Linked DNA regions of Mus musculus: all the other regions are linked to region 4. A link is a loop called in an ENCODE intact Hi-C map of the cell type or tissue named here. Cell type or tissue: left cerebral cortex. All regions are shown on one strand. Region 1 overlaps Gm14170 (a long non-coding RNA gene). Region 2 holds the start of Epb41l1 (erythrocyte membrane protein band 4.1 like 1). Region 3 holds the start of Norad (non-coding RNA activated by DNA damage). Region 4 overlaps Epb41l1 (erythrocyte membrane protein band 4.1 like 1).

Evidence for each region. A loop is a pair of places that touch in the nucleus more often than their neighbours do. Peaks named below come from ENCODE experiments on the same cell type or tissue, not always from the same donor. Only the 100,000 strongest peaks of a DNase experiment are listed, where the experiment ranks them.
Region 1: a loop joins it to region 4, with 1.8 times the contacts of the local background. A loop is called at or near these places in 3 of 42 quality-filtered maps.
Region 2: it touches region 4 in a loop (2.3-fold over the local background); 7 of 42 quality-filtered maps call a loop at or near these places.
Region 3: it touches region 4 in a loop (2.0-fold over the local background); 5 of 42 quality-filtered maps call a loop at or near these places.

The regions. Positions count from the first base shown.
Region 1 is chr2:156,378,598-156,383,597 of GRCm38, reverse strand. Gm14170 (a long non-coding RNA gene) reads left to right here. Exons shown (of 5, transcript XR_003954079.1): 3 at 3,440-3,573; 4 at 4,381-4,734. Among named protein-coding and RNA genes, the nearest start is that of Norad, 12 kb to the left of the region's middle. In left cerebral cortex, a CTCF peak has its summit at 2,104; DNase peaks (open chromatin) are centred at 2,069 and 3,449.
Region 2 is chr2:156,420,674-156,425,673 of GRCm38, reverse strand. It overlaps Epb41l1 (erythrocyte membrane protein band 4.1 like 1), which reads right to left and starts at 4,583. Exons shown (of 25, transcript NM_001368800.1): 1 at 4,375-4,583. In left cerebral cortex, CTCF peaks have their summits at 2,690 and 2,898; DNase peaks (open chromatin) are centred at 2,934, 3,963 and 4,793; H3K4me3 peaks cover 2,353 bases; H3K27ac peaks cover 1,652 bases.
Region 3 is chr2:156,391,738-156,396,737 of GRCm38, reverse strand. All of the region lies in intron 2 of Gm14170 (a long non-coding RNA gene), which reads left to right. It overlaps Norad (non-coding RNA activated by DNA damage), which reads left to right and starts at 3,759. Exons shown (of 1, transcript NR_024329.1): 1 at 3,759-5,000. In left cerebral cortex, CTCF peaks have their summits at 1,018, 2,222 (motif pointing right), 3,794 and 4,636; DNase peaks (open chromatin) are centred at 868, 2,274 and 3,754; H3K4me3 peaks cover 1,032 bases; H3K27ac peaks cover 183 bases.
Region 4 is chr2:156,478,054-156,483,053 of GRCm38, reverse strand. The region is part of intron 2 of Epb41l1 (erythrocyte membrane protein band 4.1 like 1); the gene reads right to left. Among named protein-coding and RNA genes, the nearest start is that of Gm33977, 18 kb to the left of the region's middle. In left cerebral cortex, CTCF peaks have their summits at 579 and 2,273 (motif pointing left); DNase peaks (open chromatin) are centred at 2,613, 2,913, 4,502, 4,828 and 1 more place; H3K4me3 peaks cover 1,462 bases; H3K27ac peaks cover 1,943 bases.

The DNA of each region.
Region 1 (5,000 bases), 99 kb after region 4:
TCTGCACCAGCTTTTTTGTTTGTTTGGGTTTTTTGCTTGTTTTTTTGTTTTTTGATTTTTGTTTTTTTCAAGACAGGGTTTCTCTGCAGCCCTGGCTGTCCTGGAACTCACTCTGTAGACCAGGCTGACCTCGAACTCAGAAATTCGCCTGCCTCTGCCTCCCAAGTGCTGGGATTAAAGCCGTGCGCCACCACACCCGGGTCAGTTTTTTGTTTTTAATGGTTTCCTTCCCTGTCTATAGTTGGCTCTCCTGAAACTCACTCTGCAGACCAGACTGGCCTCAAACTGCCTACCTCTGCCTCTGGAGTGCTGAGATTAAAGGTCCAAACCACAGGACTCAGCCCTAAGCTTTTCTTTAATTCCTTGTCATATGTTGGGTGGGGTCTGGCTCTGAGGTCACCACTCCCTTTATCCCACTTAGCACTTTCACTTTTATCTACAAACTGTACATTTTGTATTTTTCCTTGCTTATCTTGCTCCTTTTCATTTTAGATCTACTACTAATAACCATACAACACAGTCAAGACTAGGCTGTTTTGAAATCTCTACTGAAGCTGTTAATAACTCTTCAATTTAACTTCAGGCAGATTTTTGGGGAGGAGACAAGGGCAGAAAGCAGACACATTCTTTGCCAAAAGAAGAATAGTCTAGGCCACATACTAAAATTATTCTCCTCTAAAACCTCTTGAGCCAGTCCTACACAGTTCAAATCAACCTCCGCACCACTGTCTTCTATGTTCCTACTAGTGTGACCCATTAAGGCCTGCTTAAAGCATTTGATTACTTTTCTAATCCAAAATCCCAAAGTCCACATTCCTCCAAACAAAAGTAGAGTCAGGTCTATCCCAGCGATACCCCACTCCTGGTACCAACTTCTTAGTAAGGGTTTCATTGCTGTGAAGACGGAGAGACACCATGGCCACGGCAAGTCTTAAAAAGGAAAATGTTTAACTGGGGCTGGCTTGTTGTTTCAGAGCTATAGTCCACTATAGGCATGATGGGAACCCATGGTGGCACACAGGCAGATATTGTGCTGGAGTAGGAGCAGGAAGAGAGAGTGCCAATGGACCCAAAGCCTACCTCCCAATGACATGCTTTCTCCAACAAGCCCACATCTCCCAATAGTGCCACTCTCTATGAGCCTGTGGGGGCCATTTTCACTCAAACCACCATACCCTACCATCAGCATCCCTCACCAGATGGGACAGTTTTATAGAGGATAAATTATCCACACCAGAGTCCATGCCTTATGTTAGGAGTGGCCATTGTACTGTACATCCCAGCCTGTGGGACTGGACAATTATATAATGGTGTGTAGTCACCATTAGAGTGTTTTGGTGTTTGGGTTTTATTTTGTTTTTGTCTATTTGTTTTTGTTTTTTATTGTTTTTGCTTTTGTTTTGTTTTTGAAGTGATTGAGTGTACTTACTGCCAGTGTACACTTAAAATAGTTAAGTTGACACTGGGTGTAGTGACCCATGCCTGTGATCCTAGTACAAGGGAGGCTGAGGCAGGAGGACCTTGAGTCAGAGGTCACTGAACTACACGGTAAGACCTTATTTTAAATACATACAGTTAAGACTATGAGTTTTATGTGGTTTCCATTTATAATTTTTTTGGTTTTTTTTTTTTTTTTTTTTTTGGTTTTTCGAGACAGGGTTTCTCTATATAGCCCTGACTGTCCTGGAACTCACTTTGTAGACCAGGCTGGCCTCGAACTCAGAAATCCAACTGCCTCTGCCTCCTGAGTGCTGGGATTAAAGGCATGCACCACCACGCCCGGCCTCCATTTATAATTTAAAATAACCTTTGAGCTGGTTCAAAGAACTCCTGAACACCTCGCACCCAGGTTTGCCAGTTGTTATTTTCTCTTTTCCCGTCATTCTCTCTGTTGTAAATATATGTATGTATGAAGTATGCGTGCAAGATGTGCTGCATGCATGTGTCTGCATGCATGTATCTCTGCATGGCATGTACAGGCTGTGCAGGGCATGCAGAGGCCCAAGGCTGATACTGGAATCATGTTCCATTGTCCTCTTAGCTCACTGAGGCGGGAATTTCTCAATCAAACCCAGAGCTCCCCCATATGGGGATTAGCAGTGTCTGCCTTCCCAGGCTGCAACTGGAGAGAGGCAGCCATGGCCTCTTAGTGCAGTCAGTTCTAGGGACTGTTAGCCGTAATTGTGTTAGCCACTGAGCCATCTTTTCAGTCACCCATTTAGTTCTATTTTCTCAAAATATGGTGTCTTTTTCTATGTAACTTAAAAATAGGTCAAGGAATGTATTAATCCCCAAGAAAAGGAGATTGGATTACATAACACAAGACAATGGGAAACAGTTAAATCAAGAAACAATTCTAGTCTCTAGCCCTCAGGCCACTTCATTCTCAGGCTGCTCTCATCTTGATTTGTGTGGGGGGAAGGGGGTAGGTAAGAACATAAGTGGGGCCAAGAAAATGTCATGGTTAGCCTCAGCTGTCAACTTGACACAAAGTAGAGTCGCCTGAGAAAAGGACGCTTCATCTGAAGAATTGCCTCCCTCAGTCGTCCTGTAGCAATTCTGTGGGGTGTTCTTGATTGATGTAGGAGGCCCTGCCCACTGTGGGCGGTGTCACTCCTGCTCCCAGTTATATACAAAAGCAAGCTGAGCAATCCAGTAAGCAGTGTTCCTCCACAGCCCCTGCTTTACTTCTTACCCCCAGCTCTGGCCCTGGCTTCCCTTGACGATGGCCAGGAAGCTAAAATGAACCCTTTTCAACTTGGTTTTGAGCAGAGGGTTTCCTCCTAGCAACAGAATACAAAGTAGGACATGAGACAGGGGTCCGCCTTGACAGGGGAGAGTAATGAGCCCTAGAAAGGAAAGGTCCCATAGTGCTGTCTCCTCTCGCTGCCCCCAGCTCTCTCCTTCTCCCATGTTGATTCCCAATGGTCACAACTCTGTAGCACCTATGAATACCTCACTCTTCCAGCTTTGTTCCCACTCCTTGGCCACTAGAAACTGTGATCATCCTATAGTCCCAGTGACAGGCCTGCAACTAAGTTCCTTGTTAAAGACGTGGCAACAAGGTGCACCAGGGCAAAGTGACCTGGGCTGTCCCAAAGCTCCCCGCCTCACAGGTGCCCCCAGGTTCCCAGGACCGGAAGGTGAGATTACCCCTCCCCTCACAATGAGGACTAGAGCGGTACCAAATGTGTTTGCTTCCAACTCCAAGCGGGCTCTTAAGACTCTTCCTATAATAAACACTGGCAACACTCCCTCTGTTTGTTTCTCCAGTGGGTTTTCCCATTTCCTCCAAACAGTGGAAGCTTTGACTGCCAGGGGGCTCTATTTTTGGCTGGGTGTGCCTACTTACATATGGGAGATCATGGCGGAGGGCGAGTGTGTTCTGTCTCGTGCAGTCTCGAGGCTTGGGTACACAGAATTTCTCTCCACAAAACAGGTGGCTCGCTGGGGAGAGATGAGTAACAGTGGCGTAGCAGTGCACACACTCCGAAGTGACTAACCAGGAGTGGGCAGCATGTGGAAAGGCACGCACACAGGCTGCCTGGATCAGCCACGCAACAGGCAAGCGGGGTGAGACAAAGCTTTTGCCTTCCTGGGCCTCAGGCTCTCTCTCTCTAACAAATTGAATAATGCCTCCTGGTTAATAGGCTATAATTTAAAAACAAGTGTCAGCCTTGTGCTCTGGTTTAGCCTGAGTCCCCATGGGCTCATGTGTTAGAAGCCCCGCCCTAGTGTGGCAATGGTAAGAGCCAAGTGGGACCTATGGAATGGGGGTGTAGCTCAGCGGTAGGGTGCTTGCCTAGCCCACAGCCCCAGGTCAGGTCACTAGCATCGCATACAACTAAGCATGTCGGCACAGGCCCGTAGTCCCAGCACTCAAGTGAAGGCAAGAAGAGCAGAATTGAAGGGCATCCTTGGTTCACAGTGAGTTTCCAGCCCAGGCTGCCCTGTCCCAAAATAATCAAGAGGTGGGAGGCCCTTGGATTATGTGGGCAGATTCTACCCTCAAGAGATTAAGGTGGATCGGTCTCACAGTATAGCCCTGGCTGGCCTGGAACTCACAACAATCCACCTGCCTCTGCCTCCCCAGGGCTGGGTTAAAAGTGTATGCTACCACACTTGGCACTAGGGTAGCTTTCATGAGGCCTGGTTGTTCTTTCAAGACCAAATATCATAAAAGGCCAAGTCTGGCCTGGCCTGTCTCACTGTGTGACCTCCCTCTTAGATTCCCACTGTGACAATGTTAGCTGTCATGTGAGCAGCCACAGAGGACCGTCAATAGGGCTGACAGCATGCTACTGCGACTTTCAGCTTTGAATACCATGAACAAAATAAAAGACTTTTTGTTCTAATTCAACCTGGGATGTTTCATTATAGTGGGAATCCGACCAGAACACCTCTGCACGGTACCACACACACTCATGCCTGAGCCCAGAACCTTCTCCTGCAGTTTGTCTTTTATTTATTTTTGAGACAGCGTCTCGGGGCAGCCTCAGACCTGTGAGCCTCTTCAGGTACGGTGATATTCCACCTGGCCCAGCACCTTCCCTTTTCTCAGAAACAGAACTGTAGGCTTCCTGGAACTTCAGACCTGTGCTCGGGTCTGCGTCTGTCAGGCCTCTGCAATGTGAAGCCATCCTCTTTTGCTAACACTTGTGCCATGGGGAATCATATCTACCTTCTGAACGAACTCTCCTGAGTGATGCTGACCCCGGATCGGCATTGCTTCAGGTAAGGGCTGGGGGTAGGGAGGCAGAGGCTTGGGAACTGATCCTTTCTGTATCCCTCAGCTCAGAAGCTCAGAAGTTGTCCTACCCTGACTGGCCCACCCCCTTCCCCACCAATGTTTTAGGCAGTACCCTCTCCCCTTGTCTGCCAACGGGTGAGTGACCCTCTGACCTCCACCTGCCAGGCTGCTCCTTAATGTTGACATCAGCCAGGTCATTAGAGAAGACTGTAGGATGTGCTGAGATACCAGCTTGGCCCCCTGCCCCGCA
Region 2 (5,000 bases), 57 kb after region 4:
CCTCTTGCTACTCTGTAGCCACTCACTCTGCCTCTACACTCTCCAGCTTTTACTTAGACCACCATCTTTTCCTTCACCATAAAGCCCTTCCTCCCTGAGCAGCCATCCCCACCTTGCCCACCATCCCCGTGCTAAGGCATCCTTACGAATCTATTGCCATCCCCAGGCTGTGACCCTTGCAGGACTCATTTCTCTTTCCATAGGCCCAGAGCCCAACACAAAGGAATTCAAGCCGGCTGAACGAAACTGTGCAGTAGCCACGAGAGTAACAACAGCTAACATTTACCAAATGTTTACTCTGTGCCCACATTGTGCGGAGTGCTCCATATGTGGAGTCTCATTTAACTCTCAAATCAACCCCGTGAAGCCGAGACGCATATCGGTTCATTTTACAGGTACAGAGATATGACACGGGAAGAGGTGGAGTCACTTTCTCAGCTAGTATATGGCAACGCCCGAATGGCTCCGGCACCATAAGAGTCCCTCCTCTTCTGATTCAGTTATCAACTATGGTTTGGAAATATGTAATGTAAAATTCCAGAAAAACACAATCCCTACATTTTAAGTTGTAGACTGTTCTGGGTAGCATGGTGAAGCCATCTTTTTCCCTGCTCTGATCTGCTTAAGACTTGAATCACTGCTTGTCCAGTGTGTCTGCCCTGTATCTGCTACCTACCATTTAGTCAGTCAATAGCCACCACAGTTATCAGACCCGACTGTTGCACTGGAATCCCCACGCATGTATCCAACCCTTACTGTACACAGTAGTGTCCCTGATGCATGAGCAATGTAGATGTAACCAGAAAAGCCACAAAGCTCTCTAAGTGAAAAGATGCAAGTTCTCAACTCAGTATGAAATATACATGGTAGGTATATGATTAGCACTCTTCACATCTAGAATTCCCCTAGGGAGTCTTGGACTAAATTCTCACTGGGCCAGGAGAGACTACTGCAGTGAGAGCCTTCACCCCAACACCTCCACTTGACAGAAGAAGAAACATGCAAAGGAGGAAAGTGAGGTGTGCAGCCACACCCCAAAACTTTAGATTCCTCACTTGTTCTCTGCACAGATGCATAGGGCCCTAGGAGGTCACAAGAGAGGCTATGTCTCCTAAGAGCTTTCCCCTGCTTTCCCCAGGCAGAGACATCACAGCTGAGGGCACACAGTGAGAGCCAAGTCTACAGCCAGGAGATGCAGGAGTGTAAAAGATGGCCTGCCTAAACCAATCCATGTCCTGCTTGGATTGGTACACCATCAAAGCTTGAGGAGACACTTGAGAAAGGACAGCACTTAGCATCATGTCCTATCTTAAATGTGTTTACTTAAAAAAAATGTACATGGTGCTTTGCCTGCATGTGTGAGGGAGTCAGATCCCCTGGAACAGGAGTTACAGACAGCTGTGAGTCACAGACAGTTGTGAGGTGCTGTGTGGGTGCTGGGAACCGAACCTGGGTCCTCTGGAAGAGCAGCCAGTGCTCTTAATCTTGGAGCCATCTCTCCAGCCACTTGTCTCCTACTTGAGACATTAATTCATGTGACAGGCTTATGGAACACAAATCAGAAGGCAGAAACGCTGCTGCTGGATACCAGGATGATGAACAAGCAATCCCTGCCCAGATGGCATTCACAGCCTAGATGAGGGAGACAATCAAGCAACTCACAAGTTCAAGTCTAATTCCACACGCTTACAAGCCCTAGGAGAGACCGGAGCTCTAGGGATGGATGAAGGGAAATACTTGCCTAACCTAGGATGTTGGCAAAGCCCTGCCCCCTCCCCCAAAAGACACAGTCATGTGAAAGTCTGAGGAAGCAGGGGATGAGGTGCTAAACGGAGGGGCCTGCAGGCACAAATTCCAAAGTCAAGTGGGCAAGGACTGGATTGTACCTGCCTTCTTGTCAATCAAGGTAAGGGTTGAGGAAAATGAGCTTAGAGAAGAAGCTACGGGGTAAGAGTTTGCTTTGGTCAGCAAAGGAGTTATCTGTCTAAGACCACAAGAAAGACCTGGGGCTTGAAGCCAGAACCCCTACCAAATAAGGTAGGCTTTGGGGCTACTTCAGGGACATGTATGGCAGGTTGCAAAAAAGAAGGGATATCCTCTTGTTTCAATCTAGCACTTCCTGGCTTCTCTAGAGGGTTGTAGAACAGGTCAAAATAATTTGCATTTGTTAAAACATAGATTGCTAAACCCCATCTCCAGATTTTTGCATTGTGTATGTCTACCAGAAGGCTCCAAATTTGCATTTCTAGTAAACCGGTAACCTTGCTGCAGATGGTAAGATGGACCACACTGAGAACTGGTGGTCTGGGTGCTATTGAGGAAGGTAGGGAGGTATGGCCAGGATCTCTGGGGGCAAGAAGTCTGAATTCCTGGCTAGCAAGATGTCTCATTGGGTAAAGCCATTTCCTACCAAGCCCGATGTCCTGAGTTCAATCCCTGACTCTTACAAGTTATTCTCTGATGGTCACATGCATATCAAATATAACATTTTTTAAAGAACAGTGAATTCCTAAATCTTGGTAATAAGACAGGTCTAGAGCTTTGAGCCAAAGTCCAACCTGCCTCAAAGACACGACACTGAGCTTCCTAGCCGCCTAAACAGAGAAACTGAGGCATGGGAAGGTCAGGGTCTTGACGAGAAAAGCAGCTTAATAAAAATAAACACAAAAGGAGACACCCACCACCACCAGATTTCAGCGCCAGTGAGCTGCCAGGGCAGCGGCTCTCTTGAGGTGTGTATTCAGGGAGAGAGATAAGAATCCCAGCTTCCCCTGCCTCGGCGGCCTCTGCCAGAAAAGCAGCTGGGGAGTTGCAGAAATCTGCCTTGGGGGGCGCCCCTCCCACTCCTGCACTGTCCACTCCCGTTTACACTCCCTGCACTCTCCCTCTCCACTCCAAAGCCCGCACCCTTATCCTTGTACACAAGCCAACCAGCAAGGAGTGAAGTTAGAGAGAAGAGCCAGGAGAAGGAAGGCTGGGCTTGCACGTCCTCCTTCCTTCCCTCTGTAAGATTCTCAGCCTCTCTAGATCCTTGTCAAACCTAGTCTACCTACATTTCAGTACCAGTATCTGAACCCGGCAGACAGTGACTAAATCCGCAAACTTCCCTGTAATCTTGTTTTTCAAATATAGGGGGCTTTCTATTCTGTTCCAGTTAGCAGCAAAATGGCACTTCTCTTACTGTCCCCATCCTGGCTCGCCAATACACAAACAGCTTACACACTCATAAAAAAAAAAAACAAACCAGATATACCAGAACTTATCAAAACAAATGCACATATACATCCAGAGATATTTTGTTTATTCTTCATCAGTAAAATGTACAAATGCACCTAAATGCACAAGAAATATACAGGGAGAATGCACACACTCACCCAGACTAGACATGCATGCAGTGCCCAAAACATGGGGGAAGAGATACAGAAACACATCTCTCTCAAAGTATGAAGACCTTCTGAGAGGGGATTCCTTGGAGTGGGGCGCTGGCCATTTAAGATAGTGATCAGTTTTACTAGTCTTTGTAGGGTACCTAGGCTGCTGCCCTTCCGAACAGTGTCCAGGGTGAGGGTGGAGGGTACCTAACCAGGCTGGGCTGTAGCTGGCCAGGGTGATGGTCGTTACACAGCAAGGAAACATATCACAGAACCCCGCTGAGGGGCCTCTGTTGCTTCTACCCACACCCATGCCTGCGCACAGACACACCCTCTTCACACCTAATCCCCCACCCCACCCCTCACAAACACACACCCGGGATTTGAGCAGGCCACGCCCTCTGCTTCAGCTCAGCTGGGAGCCAGGCTCCACTGGCAGTAGGGCTCTCCCGTACCCCGGGTGTGGCTGCCCACCTGCCAGCAGGGAGTCTCCACTCAGCTAAGACGCCCCCGCCGCTGCTGCTACCCACTTCCTCGGCCAGTGCCGGGCTCCGGGCGACGCCAGCGCCTCGGCTGCCGCCCCCACCCCCTTCCTCCCGGCAGTGCGGAGACAAAGCCGAGCACACGCACACAGGGGCTACGCGGGTGCACACCCGCCCTCACACGCGCACACACACGGGGAGTCACACTGGCGTGCACACAGCGAAACACACACACACGAACACTCACATACACCCGCCATAGGCTTCAGCCACAAGCGAAGCCATCATCAGCATAGGCACACTGCCTCATCCAGATGTACACACTGTTACACATTGGGACACACCCTCTCTAGGCACATCTCCGGATAAGCAAACCAGGGCACACAGACCCTTACCAGATTAGTACACCACCCAGCCCCTTACTCAGATGCACACGCACGTACACACCACTTGCACCGACCCACAGACACACGCGCGTTCACATTAAACGCACACCCGGAGATGTGGACCCCGACACGTACCCGCAAAGACACGAATCGTAGCTTCGGCCACGCACGTCCTCCAGCACGCGAGCTCGGGACGTAGCAACAGCCTGCTCGGTCTCCGCGCCCTGCTAACCTGGCGGCGGCGGCGCGGCTTCCGGGAGCCGTCTGTCTGTCTGTCTCTGAGTCCCTTCGTCCAGTGGCCGCCCAGGCAGGCTCCAAGACGCTCCGGAGCTGCGCAGAAATGCCCCGCTCGCTCTCTCGCTCGCTCGCTCGTTCGCTCCCTCCCACGGCGCTCAGCCCCCTCCCCGCCCGCTCCGCACACCCCCTCTCCCCCTCTGCCCCGCCCCGCCAGCTCCCTGGGAGGAGGCGGCGGCGATCCGGGCCAGGCAGCGTCCGAAGGGTGTGCGAGTAGCGAGCGCGACCCACTGGCCCCAAGAGCCGAGCTGCCCAGGAGCAGGCGCGTCCGATCCCAGGGAGGGGAACTCGGAGGGGTGTGCGCCCCGCGAGCCCGCGCCGCTGGCTTCCCCCACGTGGGACAGACGCCCACCAGAGCCTAGGCAGAGCTCAGAGGCCGAGGCGAGCAGCGGGACCACGAAGACGAGACTCTCCACGGAGCCTCCTCTCCCTCCAGGTCCCAGCCCCGTGGGCTCGGCCTTACTCCA
Region 3 (5,000 bases), 86 kb after region 4:
CTGTCCTGGAACTCTTCATGTAGACCAGGCTGGTATACACCCTATAGAGATCCACCAGGTCTGTCTCCCAAGTGCTGGGATTAAGTCATATGCCATCATGCCTGGCCAAATTCCAGTGATTATAAGACACAGAATTTAAAAAAACAATAATAAAATTTAAAAAATAAATAAAAGACACAGAATTGATGATATTTGCTCATAACAGCCTAAAGGGACTAAAACACTGTGGCACATAGGCATGGAAGACACTGTTGAGCTGGTTTGGGGGATGATGGAAGCTGGAGAAATTCTGGGCTAGAACAGATTAGACTCCTAAACTCAAGCAGTGATCTAGTGAGGGTTATGATCAGGTTGTTGGCGGACACCTCCACACAACTGCCAATCAGATCTGCCTGGGTGCAGATCTGTTGATAAGGAGGTGGGTATTGCATGTCTAGGCCCAGGGAAGGCTTCACTGTTTCTTTCTCTGGCAAGATGTGTGGGTGGCTTGACGCTCAGCACTCTTTCCTGCTAATGAGCTTAGAGCTTTTGCCCTAATAAACACTACTGTGTGTCACAGGGCTGACATGTGATGGCTTCCAAGGAGAAGTGTTAGCAACATTCACTACATTTGTTTGGTACCTTTTCTCCCATGTTATCCTTAATGTGAGATAGCCACAAGGACAGGGTGGATAGAACTGGCTCACCTTTGACCTCAGATTCTTGTTTAGAGTTTCTGGACTTACGCACCCCAGCCTTGATATTCAGAATTGAACGGCACCATTTAGATTTAGCCCAGAAGCTGCCTCCCAATTGAGCAGAATTCTGCATCCCATTATCTCTAGCCTGGCCCAAGATAGAAAGTCCTTCAAAGGCTTTTCTTAGCTTGCCTGCTCCGAGTCTAAGCTGTGAGTTTCTGTGTGCAAGTGTCTGCTCAGGCCTTAGAATCTTCTGTAGTGCTCCAGGGAGTTCTGGGGTCAGGTGACCTGGATTAAACTACAGGCTTTTCCTGAGAACTAGACAGATTACATAGCCCCCTATCTGTAAGGAGAGTAATACAACATACCTCACAGGATTGCTTTGCAAATCAAGTAAGACAACAAAAATAAAGTCTTCAGTTATTAAGGTGCCTGGCCCAGAGTACATGCCCAATGAATACATCTGCATATGAAGCCCTGCTGGGTGTGTGTTAGCACAAGCCCGGCACTTGGGAGACAGCCTCGAGTAGATCTCTGTGAGTTCAAAGTCGGTCTGGTTTACATAGTGAGTTCCTGGCTAGCCAGGACAATATAGTGATGAGATCCTGTCTAAAAGAATCAACAAAGTGGCTGGAGAGATGGCTTAACAATTAAGGCTGTTCTTTAAGAGGACCCAGGTTTAATTTCCAGCACCTACATGGCAGCTCCTGTCTGTAACTCCTGTTCCAGGGGATACAACACCCTCACACAGACGTGCATGCAGGTAAAACACCAATGCATATAAAGTGCATAAAAATAAATTGTTTAAGAAATCATCACTGAAAGAAAGCGGGAAATGTGTATCACTGCTGTCTCTGGGTGCCAGGAATACCAGCTAGCTTGGCTGTGGGGGAAGCCAGAGTGCAGTAAAGGGACCACAATGGCTGATTCCTTGATATGTCACTGTGCCCACTTATCCGCCCAGCCCTCCTTCATGTCTGAAACCCTCCCCCATGGGATCACTCCTGCTCTGCAGGTGCTAAGTCTGGCAGGCACTTCTTTTGCAATGCTAGAGACCTTTGCTTCAGTTTTCTAGCCCTCCAGTCATTCCCCTGTCTCAGGCCCTTGGTCATCTACCGTAGACAAGAGTCTGTGGTCTTCTTGCAGCTTCTCATCAGAAAGGCCTTTCTGACTGGGATCCTGTGTGTGTTTACATCAAGAGTCGTAAGCTTAGGCTAGAGGTGGCTCAGTGGCAGAGCAAATCCTAAGCATGCCCATGGCTGTGGGCTCCACCCTCAGCACAGTTGTCAGGGAGGGCTATACTTACTATAGAGCTCATCATTCTCAACATACACGTTTTTTTCTTTCCTTACTAAATAGAAAAGTTCATCTTTTTCACTGAAGGAAGCACTTCATAGCTTTTTTTGTGATGTCCAATTTGCTAAAACCACTATAGCATTGTACTTTGGAACCATAATTAAATAAAAAATGATTTTATGACATTTTATTCTGTCTTTTTTTAAAAATTTGTTTATTTTATGTATGAGTGCTCTATCTGCATGTACACCTGTATGCCAGAAGAGGGCATCAGATCCCATTTATAGATGGTTGTGAGCCACCCTGTGGTAGCTGGGGATTGAACTCAAGACCTTTGGAAGAACAGACAGTGCTCTTAACTGCTGAGCCATCTCTCCAGCCCACATGTGTGTTTGTGTTTTCGTGCGTGTGCGTATGTGAGTGTGCGTTTTAACAGAAGCTAAAGGGGCTTTGGATTCCTTATAGTTACAGGCATCTTGTGCTTCCTGATGTAGGTGCTGGGATCCAAACTCTAGTCCACTGATAGAGCAAGCACTAACTGCTGAGCCATCTCTCCAGGCCCAAGGATAGTGTTGCCATTGGCATGTTTTGTGGGGCAGAAGAGTGCTTATTACACAGCCTTGGCCAACCTGGAACTTGCTGTGTGGTTTGATCATAGTCAGTCGGATAACTGAGAGAGTGACTAACTGACCAGTGAGTGGAAGCAGTAAACAACAGCACACATTACATCCTGGAAGGATGGTATGGGGCATCATGGACTATGGGCAATGTAAAACGTACACAGTGACTATTTGGGAAATTATCCACTTAGTGTTTCTGGGAAGCAGTTCACCTCTGGGTAGCTGAAACGAAAAAGGGAACCCAGGGTCAGGAGAACTACTGTATACCATACGTCACCATCTGCTGTAAGGGCTCTCATCTCTGACCTTGTCCCTGATTCCGCTGACTTTCATGGCACATCTCAAAGCCCTTCAGTGGCTCTCATTTCTGTCTTGTATTCATTGACCAGATCCAACCCTCCTCTCTTCCCTGGCCTTAGCTCTTTGTGGAGCAGGTAAGGCCTATGTGGTCCATTTCATAGCCTGTTAACTGTTTGCTGTTCTCTTCTGTTAGGGAGGCTCTTTACACACACTCTGTGAGACTATGTTATCCCTTGCCTCCTTCAAGACTTTGTTCCAGGGGACTGGAGAGATGGCTCAGCTCAGCTGTCTATAATTCCAGTTCCAGGGCATCTAAAACTTTTACACAGACACAGATAGACAGAAACAGACAGGCAGGCAGACAGACAGACACACGCACACACACACACACCACCGTGGACAGAAACTGTGAGAGGGGTGATGTGGGGGGAGGGGTCCGATTTGCCTTCTTAGCCTCATGGAATAATAAATTCTATGGGGTTGTATTTGAGTAGATAAGAGGCAAGCAGTTCACTATCTTACTAGGTAATTAGTTTATAACACCACTTCTAGTGAGACTAGTGTAGTACTTCAGGCCCTTAGGCGTTTGCCTATAATTATTTTTATAATGTATCACAAATTGCTGGGACTGCTAGTGTGGGCTTTTTCTTTTTTTCTTTTTCACTTTTGGCCTTTTATTCTCCCCTTGGCCTTCTAGTCTCTACAAAAGATGTAAAGAGACTTAAAGAAAAAAAGACCCCCGCCCCCAACCCCAGGCTCCCCCCCCCCCCCCCCCCCCCCGCTCCCGGCCGGAACCTTGCAGTTGGGGAAACGTTAGCTCTCCGGTGGTGTTTTTGCGGGCTTCCGGTGCCGCTCCAGCCTGGGCGAGAAGAATTGCCAAGTCAGTTCCGGCAGAGAGCGCAGCGAGCTCGGGAGTGTGGCCTTCTTCGCCCCGGGCCCCTCACGGCCTCGGCCCGCGCCGGGTGAGCCCGAGGGGCCCGGGAGCAGCCTCGGTCCCTACTCTGCGGACGCCAGGAGCCCTCGCCCTCGAGGCAGCCACCGGCTAGGCCACGCGGCCATTCCGCAGCGACTCTTGCCCTGCCAACGATGCGCCTGCATGGCGGCGGCCTCCCCGACTCCACCGGCGCCCTCTCTCCAGGGCCGGGCCCACCGAGGAGTCCCAGCCAGGCCTTCGAGGACGCCTCGAAAGTGGCGGCGAGCGTGGCATGACGGGAAGAATGGCATCCACCTGAAGGCCAAGGCTGGGCCTTCGGGGCTTCTGCGGCCTAAGGCGGCGGGTCTGAGCAAGAACACTCTGCCATCGCCGGCTCGGGACGGGAGGCCCACCCGTGGCCGAGCACGCAGACCTGGATGAACCGAGGCCTCGATGGGCCTGGACGAAGGTGAGCGGGGCCCCGAATCACGGCGAGAGGAACGATCGATTCTTGGGCCGCGGGTCTTCCCTCCACCCGAGAGAAGCCGAGACGCGACAACCGCAGGCGGCCATTCGGAAACGCTGTCGCCGTAGAAGTCCTGTGTATATAATATGAAAAAGCTGCTCTCAACCTTTCCCCCGACCCTTTTTAGACTTCTGGCTAAATCTGGACGTCTAACTGTAGAGATTGCCGACGCAGGGTAAAGGAGAGGTAGGAGATGACGTGAATACCCAGTCGCCATAAAAAGAAGATCGTGGACACGTCTTCTGCAAGTGATTTTGAAATGGAATTGTTTAGGCCGCCTCTAGAAAGACCCAGGAGCGACACTCGTCCCTGTTTGTTCAGTACCTTAGAGGATCCAGCAGGAGGAAGAAGAGGCCCGGAGCCAGATTGGTCGTGTGAAGAAGACGTGTCTCTCTTTTTTATCCTATTGTATTGTGTATGCATTTTAGTCCTCATTTCTTACCCCCCACACCATGTTTGCGTGTGTGCCTGTGTGTGTGTATTTGAGTGTGTTTGAAAATGCCAGGTTTTGGGGGTAATGTCTTTCTAGCTGCTCTGAAGTGCCTGCCATATTTTATAAGTAGTAAACATGCTGTAAATACCTTTTTGTTAGGATTCATTTGAATTATTGTTTGGAGAAGAAAAGCCAAACCTCTCCTGAGTTGACCGCATTGTGTTTGTGCCCTGGT
Region 4 (5,000 bases):
CTGTCCCAGCTGCCATCCAAGGTGGAGGGTTTACTCCAGGCTGGATCAGGTAGCTGACATCACACAGCTAGTCAGCTTGAGTGCAGCCAGGACTAGACCCAGGTCCACTGGCTGGAAGCCCAGGGATTGTTCTCCCTCAATCCTGCTACATCCCATGACCTCTAACTTGCTGTAAACCATGGAGCCAACACTACTGTTGCCCTGGACGTAGAAATAATCACAGTTGTATCAGTTCTCACACACACATGCAGGGCACTCTACAGTTTAAAGGACTCTTGGTTTTTTTTGGTTGATTTGTCTGAGTCAAGGTCTCAATACGGAGCTGAAACTGTCCTTGACCTGTACCCTGATACAGCTTCCTGGGTGCTGGGATTATCTTAATGCCCCACTAGACTATTCTTCCAGAATTATTATTTTGCTTGGATCTCACCAATGAGTGGTAGTTGGTTGAAGGAGCACAGAGAATAGCAGTTCTGAAAACGAAGCCAGAGCTAAGGTCACGTGAGTCCACAGGCTGGGCAACCTTGGACACATTATTTAACATCTCTAGAAGCCCGTGTGAGCAGGTAAGATGGAAACAGCGCCCCTTGCGGCAAAGGCGTTTAGTGAGAATGAAACAATGCAGAGCCGCACATCCCTGCTCACCCTGGCACAGCACTCAACATACAGCAGGTGCCTGCTGGGGCAGAGGTGCCCGTGGTCAGACGGACAGACTCGTGCAAGGACACGGGGCGTAAGTCGAGGATCCAATAGGGCAGCGTACAGCATCCTAAAAAGCTGAGAGCGTTGCTGGCAAGGGACACACTAGAGGAGAGAAAGACGGGGTCCTTCTCGAGTTCAGAGTGACAGGAAGAGGTTCTCAAAGGGAAGCAGGAAGAGGTAGAAAGAACAGACCTTTCAGGGCAACTCATGGCCTCGAGGCTCTCTCTCTCTCTCTCTCTCTCTCTCTCTCTCTCTCTCTCTCTCTCTCTCTCTCTCTCTCTCCTTGATTCTTAGAGGTTGTTTAAATAACAACAGAGTTCCCTTGTTAGTTCTGCTGAAAACAGGGTAGAACTGAAGACCTTGAAAGCCCATCAACCAGAGGCTGGACAGACCAGCTAGGACTTATCCATTAAAGCCACTACAAAAGCATTATTTGCCTAAGGTGGTCATCTTCCTTGAAGTTCCAGTGTAGGGAAGCACCCACCACTAAGCTATGTCCTCAGGTATGAACATCTGTGAGACACACGTATGCACATAAAAAATTACAATAAACCCTCAAATTAAAATGTAACTATAAAACGAGGATACTGTTCATGACCCTGTCCTGACACAGAAATCTGCTGTAAGGATTCGCATTGCATCTGGCTTCCTCTGTAGAGGAGGATTTTGGTGGAGAAAATGAGAACATTATCTGAATTATTCTGATTTTTAAAATTTCTTTTGTAAAATTATATTTACTTATTTGTGTGTGTATATCTTTATCTATCTATCTATATATGTGTGTGTGTGTATATATATATATAGAGAGAGAGAGAGAGACATATACATATATATGTGTGTGTGTGTATGTGTATATATATGGTGCATGCTATGGAAATCAGGCTGTAATTTTTGGAAGTAGTTTCCACTAAACTTCTACCACGTGTTTCCTGAGAATGAAGATCACCAGGCTTGGGACAATCACCTTCACACGGCTGAGCCATCTCTCTGGACCATCTTTGTAATTAAACTAAGAGGCCAGGAGGCAGCTCTGCTGGTAAAAGCACTTGCAGGCCTGACAACCCAGTTCAGTCCATGTGGAGATAGAAGATAAAATTAAATAGAATTAATTAACACGGCAAGCCCACTAAGGTGCTGGAGAGTGGCTCAGAGAGTCTGAGCACTGGCCACACAAACCTGATGACCTGGGTGTGCGTCTCTAGAACTCACATAAAAAGCCAGACATGGTAGTCCAAATCTGTAATCCCAATAATTCCATGAGGCAGAAAGGAGAGATAAAAGAATCTCCCAGAAGTTCAAAGGCCGAGCAGAAGAGGGAAGAGAGATCCTGCCTCAAAACAAGGTGGGAGTTGAGAATCATCTCCTGTAAGCTGTCCTGTGACATCTGTGTGTCTTCTCTCACAGAAATATCACACACACACACACACACACTTCAAACAAACAAATAAATGAGAACTTCAAAGCTGCCCCAGTGGTTAACAGCACTGACTGCTCCTCCAGAGGACCAGAGCTTAATTCCCAGTCCCCATGTGGCGGCTCACAGCCACCTATACCTCCAGTCCCAAAGCGTTTGATGCCCTCTTCTGGCTTCTGCAGGCACCAGCCATGCACGTGGTACACAGACATACATGCAGGCAAAACACCCAGACACATAAAATAAAAGTAAGTATTTAAAAAAATTAAAGATAAAGTTTAAAAAGTACATGACCTTGAACAAGTGCCCTTCCTCCCCTTCTCCCCCTCCCCTTCGTTTTTCTGATCAGGAGCAAGCACATGGTAATGACAAAGCAAGAAATAAGACAGGAATCCCGCCCTCAGACGGGACAGGGACAAGCCTCCACCTTCTCATCCACAGGAAGGAAGGGAGCCAGGGCATCACTGGCACTGGGCAGTCATGAGCATGACACACAGAAGTGGGCAAAGAACTGTGCAGCACCCAGATCCATGCTCTGAAAAGAGCAGCGGCCGTTCACGACTGCAAATTATTTTATCCAGTGTATGTTCCAAAACGTTCCCAATCATCTTCCTATTGTTGGACATTTAGTTCCAATTTGCTGCTATTATAGATGGGGATTTATCCAAAGGAATTCATTCAAAAGAAAAAAGCCAGATGCTCAAATAAGATGCTGCCCAACCCACAGAATGATTGACAGGGGACCAGCCCTTCTCTATCTCACCAAGCCTCAAACTGAATTCCCCATGGCTCTCCCCACCCCCACACCGTTCCTCCCTCAACCTGGCAAGCCACACCACATCCCACAGAGGGATATCTTAATGGAGCTTCAACCTTCCTCCCTCCCCGGCTTAACTCTCCGAGAGGAGGCCTCTGTGCAAGGTCACAGTCCCGGCCTTCTCTGTGGGCCACACACCTGCCAGAGACCTTTCCCAAACACCAGCCCACCACACTCCTCCGCAGGCCAAATCCTTTCAAAGGTCCCCAGCATCTCCAGGCTCACGTCCAGCCCGAATACCTCAGCCTGACATTTAAAAGACAGAAGGGAGAGAGGAGAAATGCTCAGAGTGGCTGCGATGTGCCAGCACCGTGGAGAGACTTTATGTAATAGCCACCATGAGGGTCCCACAGCCCAAAGCAGCGAAGTGATGTCCCCAAGGCCACAGAACTGGTCCCAAGAAGAGTGAATCAGAAGGTTTGCTCAGAGACACAAGCACAAGCTGACTTTCTGAGTCACCTCTCAGTATCTTGGACCCTCACTGGAATTTGACCTGTCCTTCAAAGGCATCCCTACAACGCCCAAACTCTCACCTGGCATCAGTGTCCAGCTTACGGGACCCACCTCTTCTTCAAACCTCCCCTAAGCATCAGCATCAAAATAGGCAGACATTGTAGTGTACTCTTACCTCTGGGGCCAAGAAGGCTCTGTCATCCATGACTTGATAAGACTTTTAGAGAGGTAGGTGTGTGTGTGTGTGTGTGTGTGTGTGTGGTGTGTGTGTGTGTTCAAGTGTGCGAGCGCACCCTCAAAATCCAGAAGAGGATGTCAAGTTTCCTACAGATGGGGTTACAGACAGCAATACCCAGTTATCAGTGGTGGGAACAAATTCTAGTCCTCTGCGAGAGCAGCAAACTCTTAATCACTGATCCGTCTTTCCAAACCTTTAACATTTTATTTATCTTAATCATCATCACCACCACCACCACTATCATCATCATCATCATTAGTGTGTATGTGGGTGTGTGGGTGTGTGCACCATGGTACATGCATGACCATCAAAGGACAACTTTCAGGAGTCAGTTCTCCCCTCGACTGTAGACAGATCCCAGATCAGCAGGCTTGTCCAGCAAGCCCCTGTGCTCACTAAGCCATCCCGCTGGCCCTTTCTTTTTGTTCAGTCTTTGGTGACTGAATCTCACTATGTGACTTAATGCTGGCTGGCGAGGAGCTCACTCTGTATCCCAAGCCAGCCTCAAATTCATGGCAATCCTCCTGCCTCAGCCCCCCAAGTCCTGCTATTACAGACATGTACACCATGGCCACCTTGCCCAGAGAGACCTGAGACTTTTGAGAAATGAATGACATGCATCTGATTGGATGACTCTGGAGGCCACAGGCTGTCTGGCTGGCTGACTGTCTGTCTGTCTGTGAAAGTTCAGGAAAGCGGCTCTGACACAGCCTGCCTGCCCAACCCCTTCGCTTCCTTCAGGAAGCCACTGATATGATCTAGAAAGTGGGAGGAAGAAAAGTCGCTACCTCACAGGGTTTTGTGAGGAATGTAGGAGTTGTACACGTAAGACATGAAAATAGTTTCTGGCATGTAGTAAGAGCTCAATAAATGTTAGCTGTTGCTATTCTTATCCGTAAGTCTCCTTCCTACTAAGAAAGCAGGGCCAGCTTGCTGCCACCCCCAGCCAGGCACAGCGATACTGTCCCAGCCAGTGCTTGTACATTTCCCTCTGTGTGGCTTCTGCCCGCTGGAGCCCTACCAAATGTAGCAGGGGGCAAGCGGGAGGGCCAGCTAGCAAGCAGAAGGCCAGTGCTGGCCCCTCCCACCCATCCCTCTTTGACCATGCTCAAGGCCAGGGCTGCATTCAGCCCACAGAGCTAGCCTTGGCTCCCCCTACTCGGTACATGGACGTCTCTATCTGGACCAGCCCTCATCTACTAGCTAATTACTGGGTTCCACTGGACACTAAGCAGGTGCTCCCAGACACTGTCCCGGGTATAATGTCATGGTAAAGGGAGAGACTCTGGACTTCTACAGCCCTGCACTTTCCAGCTGTGTGACCTCGGGCGGGCAGGCAGACTCTGCGAGCCTCCGTTCATCTGTTAAGTGTATAA